Regions from separate parts of the Homo sapiens genome. Here region 2 is linked to region 1. A link is a loop called in an ENCODE intact Hi-C map of the cell type or tissue named here. Cell type or tissue: IMR-90. All regions are shown on one strand. Each heading gives the region's core, and the rest is flanking DNA. Links, peaks and the distances in the headings are about the cores only. Region 1 holds the start of NTF3 (neurotrophin 3). Region 2 has its middle 42 kb from the start of KCNA5.

What was found. A loop is a pair of places that touch in the nucleus more often than their neighbours do. Peaks named below come from ENCODE experiments on the same cell type or tissue, not always from the same donor. Only the 100,000 strongest peaks of a DNase experiment are listed, where the experiment ranks them.
Region 2: a loop joins it to region 1, with 6 times the contacts of the local background. A loop is called at or near these places in 28 of 110 quality-filtered maps.

The regions. Positions count from the first base shown.
Region 1 is chr12:5,431,794-5,434,697 of GRCh38, forward strand. NTF3 (neurotrophin 3) reads left to right here and starts at 315. Exons shown (of 2, transcript NM_001102654.2): 1 at 315-549. The coding sequence starts at 532. RefSeq lists an enhancer at 1,132-1,657. In IMR-90, for the core only: a CTCF peak has its summit at 1,735; DNase peaks (open chromatin) are centred at 308 and 2,038; H3K4me3 peaks cover 2,500 bases; H3K27ac peaks cover 2,154 bases.
Region 2 is chr12:5,084,805-5,087,708 of GRCh38, forward strand. No RefSeq gene overlaps it. Among named protein-coding and RNA genes, the nearest start is that of KCNA5, 42 kb to the left of the region's middle. In IMR-90, for the core only: no CTCF peak of the experiment used is centred there; a DNase peak (open chromatin) is centred at 1,257; H3K27ac peaks cover 275 bases.

The sequences.
Region 1 (2,904 bases), core at 209-2,708:
CGTTTCGTTTTTTCCTGGATCTCTAAAAGGGAACTCAAGGGTGGGGGTTACTGAAGAATACTACAGATTTGGAAGTTTTTGTTGCTGTTGTTGTTTGGTTTGGTTTTGTTTTTCAAGAGGGGCCAGGAGAAATGACCCCTTCCCCGCCACGGGTCCCGAAGTGAGGGCGGGGGGGGGGCTCTGGGGCGCGGGCGCGCGCGGCGCGGCGCGGGCCGGCGGGGGAGGGCGGCGCGGCGCGGAAGGGGTTAAGGCGCTGAGCGCGGAGCCATCTGGCCGGGTTGGCTGGTTATAACCGCGCAGATTCTGTTCACGGGACTCAGAGTTGAAGCTCCTCTCCCTTCCGAACAGCTCCGCGCACCGCCCCGCGACGCAGCCCGGCGCAACTACTTTCTTCTCTCTCCTTTCTTTCTTCCTCTCCTTTTTCCCCTGCTGGGTAGTGGCTGCGGCGGGGTGGGGGAGACTTTGAATGACCGAGCTCGCGTCCACCTTTCTCTTCATGTCGACGTCCCTGGAAACGGCCACACGGATGCCATGGTTACTTTTGCCACGGTAAGGGGAGGCGGCGGGCACCTTGGGTGGGCAGGTTTGGGGATGGGGGTCCACGTGGGGAGGGATTTTCCAGTGGACTGGTGCGGGGGGCCCCAGATCCGCATCCCGCCCCACCCCCATCGCGCCGCGCTCACTCACTTTCCCGGGCTTGTGTCTTCCCCAAAGTTTGCGCTGGGATCTGCTCAGGCCGAAGCGCAACCGCAGCCACCCCGCTACACACACACACACACACACACACACACACACACACACACACACACACACAGACACGGACACCCTTCTCCACCTCCTCCCCTCTTGTCCCTCGGCTGCCCAAGAAGCTTCCCTCAATCTGGGAAAGTGATCAGGTTTAAGGGACCTGGATTGGAAAGGGTGGGGGCAGAAGAGGGGAAATGGGGACGACGAAAGAGCAGGAAAGAGATTCAACAGAATCAACCACCCACCACTCCCAACCGACCCGCCTGCTCCTCCGAGAAAGCTCCTAGCGCATCCTATAACAAAAGGGGGTGGCAGACAGAACTCCGGGCGGGGAGGTGCCGCGGCAGCTCCCCTGCACACGCCCTGCACTCTGCCGGCCGCTGAGCCTGATTCTCAGCTCGCCCCAGCACCACTCTGGCCCGGGCGTGGGCTGGGGGGAGGGGACGCGCAGCTCAGGACCCGGAACCTCGCGTTCCAGTTTTGGGAGTTGGGACTCACTGCCACGCGCCGCGTACCTGCGTTGGAGTTCCCCGAAAGGGTTTTTTCAGAAAAGACCTCGCGCCCCGGGCTCCTCTTGGCCAGCGCCCACCCGGTGGCCACCCCACCCTGGGCCTTTGCGCAGATGTTGGAGCTCCGTACGCAGCCCGCACATCTGGGACCCCTCCGGGGAGCGGCGGGCACCCGGGCCCGGCCATCCCAGGGGATCTCCTTGCGGTATCGTCCAGCCTGTTCTCGGACTTTGAGCGGTGGCGTGGGAGGCCGGGAGACCTGGGCACCCGCGCAGCCAGCCAGGTCGGAGTTTAAAGGTCCCACGACGGACCGAACTGTCCCATTGCCCCAGAGCTTTACTCAGTGGTGGATGCTCCTGATGAAATTTGGGACGCTTGGGAGTTGAAGGTTAGGGACAGGAGGGGCGAGGGCCGAGGGCATGGGATGGGGGAGTAGGATTCTGCTTGTTGCTCTCCGCGGGAGTGGGTGCGCGTCCAGGAGGCGCTGCTTCTTTGCGGGAGTTTGGCTGCTGCGTTCATTCGTCGTCTGCGCTTCAGATGCACGGCACTGAGACCCTTGCGTCCGACGGTGTCGGGGCTGTGGACTAGAAAGGATCCCTTTTGCTGGAATCGAGGCTGGGGTGGGATTGCCGGTGGGGGAAACACCGAAAAGATCGTCTGGCCTCGGCCTCTGGCGGCGGGCGGCAGGTTCTGAGTCCGAATGGAGGTTGCTCCCGGGAGCGCCGGGCTCAGAGCTAGAGAGCTCGGGAGACTGTGCGCCTGTGGACTTGTTTATGTGTGTGAAGAGGCGGGGGCGAGGGCCTGCTGAGAGGGGAGGGGAGCCTGGAAGGGGTGGGTGTTTCTCCTGGAGCCTGATGTTTGTAACTCAGCTGATTATGGAGTGCACTGAGCGACCTGCTTTTTAAATAAAGAGGTGCCCGCTCCTACCCCGCAAAACAGCGAACGAGGAGAACATGGAAGCGCTCTGTCCTAAACGTCAGGATGGGAGAAAGTTGTAACATAGAGGAGACTTTTCCAGAGGTCCTGTTTTCACAACACTCAGAAGTTCTCCAGCGTACTCAGCCTGCCTCCCGCCTGCCCTCAATTCCTTTTTGACATGTCACACAAAGAAAGCTGAAAGGTAGAATGTGGAGGATAAACTCCAACCCCCTCTGCCTTGGGCGCAAACACACAGACTTAGGTATCGTGTTAGGAGGTAAGGGGGTTGGAAAATAATGCAGGCTCCGGTAGACAGTGTTGAAGGGAGATAGAAAGTCTGGGGTATTTCCCCTAGGGAGAGTGTGTGGGATTTTGTGTTGGTGAGGACTGGAGTGTAGCTGGACTTAGAGGGTTTGGTTGTGTGTGAATGGGATATGCTTATCTATGGAGTGAGATTGTGACCATTGAGTGAGTGGTCAGGGAGGGATGGGGATGTTTTTCCAAAGTGTGTGTGTGTGTGTGTGTGTGTGTGTGTGTGTAGGGGAAGGTGGCAAAAGAGCTGGAGTCCTATCCCTCTTTGGTGCCTGGGAGGTGTGTGTTTCTGGGGAGTCTGTCGGATGGGCATCTGTGTGCTTAGCGGGAGACAAGAGCTTGCAGGAACATAGGTGTAGCTAATGCGAAATCTGTGCCTATGAAGGGTGTCAGAGCAGGAGGAGAGGTGCAGCCTGTT
Region 2 (2,904 bases), core at 212-2,711, 350 kb before region 1:
TGTCTTACCCTTTACTTTTACGAAGTACCTCTGTTATTTGAGCCTGACCCTAAAATCCTGTAAGGTGGGCAATGACAAGATTATTGTCTCAGCTGTTTGGTAGGGGAACTGAAATGTCTGGTCCAAAGCCAGATTGCTTTGCAATGCTGCTTCTGGGACTAGAGTGCAGAGGCCTTCCCTTCTGTGGTCCCAGTTTTGCTATTTTCAAGCTGCAATGATTTCTTCCCTCATGCCCTTTTACTCCAACCTCACTTCCCTCATGGTTCAAGTCCTCCCATCTCTACTGCAATGACTGCAATGATCCCTGGTCCCTGCTCTCTAGTCTCTTCCCCTTTCACGCCCTTCCATGGTGGAGTCAGTTGTATGTTTAAGACAAAGATCCAATCACACCTGATTTAAAACAAAAACCAAAATAAAACTGCCATGGTTTTCACTGCAGCCAGCACAAAGCTTAACCGTCTTGGCCTCCTGCACAACATCCTTGACTCCTGACTGCATCGACAGCCTCATCCCCAGCTCCTCTCCTCCCTGCCACCTGTGTCCCACCACACACACCAAATTTGAGCTCCAGCCACACATGGTTGCTGATCTCCATTCCCCATAGTCTTCCACCGCCCACCGCATTAATTTCCTCTCACAACATGCTTTCTTCTCACTTCTGTAGGCTGGCCATTCTGCTGTCTCCTCCAGATCCATTCTCCTCATTTCTCTTCCTTGCTTATTGTCCCAGAGACCATCACTCAGGCTCCATTCTCTCTGGATTCCAGTTGGCTTCAGCCATGAATCCTGCACTAGCCAGAGACCAGAGAGCAAGGTCCTGGTGCTCACAGTCCTCCTTGTGATTTGGGGAGTGGGTGCATCCCTCTTCCTAGGTCCCAGTCCTGTAACAGCCCTTCTCCACAGCCACAGCCATCTGCAGGTTCTGGGTATCCCACACTCACTCCATCCACTTGACTCCTTGGGCCTAGAGGTCTAGTGGCTTCCTGCTGCTCCCGGTGCCCTGTTGGCTCTCATGGCACTGCCCACACCCCTGCACCTTCTTTAGGCTCTGTTTGTCATTCCTTTCCAGTGTGTTCTGCATTCTGCCAGGAAGACCCTGACTGATACAACCTCTTCAGTGAGGCCTCTCCTGCATCCTCCTTCCTTCCTGGTAGCAGTAATCACTCCCACATAGAGTACCGTCCATGCATGCTACCTCACAGGATTAGTGGTTTGCACCATGAGTGACTCCATGGCAATGCTTCTTTCATTCATCTTTGTATCCACAGTCCTCAGTATGTGGTCTGGCACACAGTATGAGGTCAAAATGCTTAATGAATGAATCACTTCTTGCACAAAAGAGATGTTTTATTTGAAAGGATGTAGTCGAATGATATCAAGGCTTTGGGTTTGAACTTTATATGGATCAGTTATTTTTATGAAGAGCTTATGGCAGAGATTCTACCCTCATTCTGGTCAGTCATAATGGTTTCCCTTGAAGCGTGGATGGATCCACCAGCTTTCTCATGCCCAAGAGAGTGCCCTGCTCCAGAACACACAGGCTCTTGTGGCATGGCTTTTGAGGGAAAGCCCAATCATAGCGGAGAGTCATCCTCTGTAAGTCCTGCAATATATTGTGCATGGAGGCACAAAGCTTCTGGAGGTAGGAAGAGATGCTTCAGAACCAGAAGTGTCAGCTCCAAGGGGTGTCTGCTGATGAGTTGGCGTCATCATCAGGCTTCCCTGCTTTAACCAACCTACTTGAATCAATGACTACACTGAGCTTCTAGAGGGAAGGCTGGGGCTGGCCAAGAGACAGAGTTTGGGAGCTCTCATCACCGGTTCACTGATACGGGCTCTTTCATCTCACAAGACGCTAAAGCACAAAGACTTTCTGGAGATCATTGGGAAGGAAAAACCCAGGAGTGGGCACTAAGATGAGTCGTTGGAGCTGGAAGATGAGAGTGAAACTTCTGTTCTACGGAAGAAGGGGCCAAGACTTGGAGATGCTGTGTGTCTCGTGTTGCTCAGTCCCCAGACAGGATTTGGGATTCAGATGTGCACAGAGAGGTGATGGGCTGGCCCTGGTGCCCAACACACACCAGCTCTTCATCTGAAGGCTCTGTAGCATCTGCCTCCAGGCCTTTCTGTGACTCTCTGGGCCAAAGGCAGGAAAAGCAGGGCAAATCTTCTTCAAAGGATTTGGTTTATTTGCCACTAGAGTAATTCCAGATAGATCAAGGATGCAAGGCTTGGCAGTGTATTTGGGAAGTTGGGCTGGGATTCAACATTTGTTAGGGTTAATCAAGAGCTGCAGAGTTCTGTGCACCTAGAAGGTATTCATTAAAATTTGGTGAATAGATTAAAAGACAAAGCCACACACGCAGTACTTGTGGACAGAGCTGACTTTACAAGTCCCCCTCGCTTACCACGCCATCCATAGTAAATACCCCACAAGTCCCTTCACTGCTGGTCCTAGGTCTTTGCCCGGCTTCCCTGTCAATGTCTGGACACCTAAACGGGCTTCCTGGTTTTCCTCCAGCCTCCTTGCTTCTTGGCCCTCAGTGTGTGTGTGTGTGTGTGTGTGTGTGTGTGTGTGTGTGTGTGTGTGTGGTTGGGGAGGGCGGGTAGGCAGCCTTCCCCTGTTGCTATATTGGGAATTCTAAGCCCGTTGCTGTAAATGAAGTGACATTTGCCTTCGCATCCTTGTCTGAAAAGAGGCTCCTTTACACTGACTATATTTCTAGCCCCACCACGGTCACTTAGAGTGGCCACTGAGGGAGTTGAGGAGGTCACAGCCTCTCCTCGTGTATAGAGCAGGTGTTTGCACACTGGAACCTTTTTGCACACGCAGGGCTGGCCTCTGAGGTAGGGATTTCAATAGCTTCACAGGCCATTGTTTCCTCCTCAATGCCCCGAGATCAA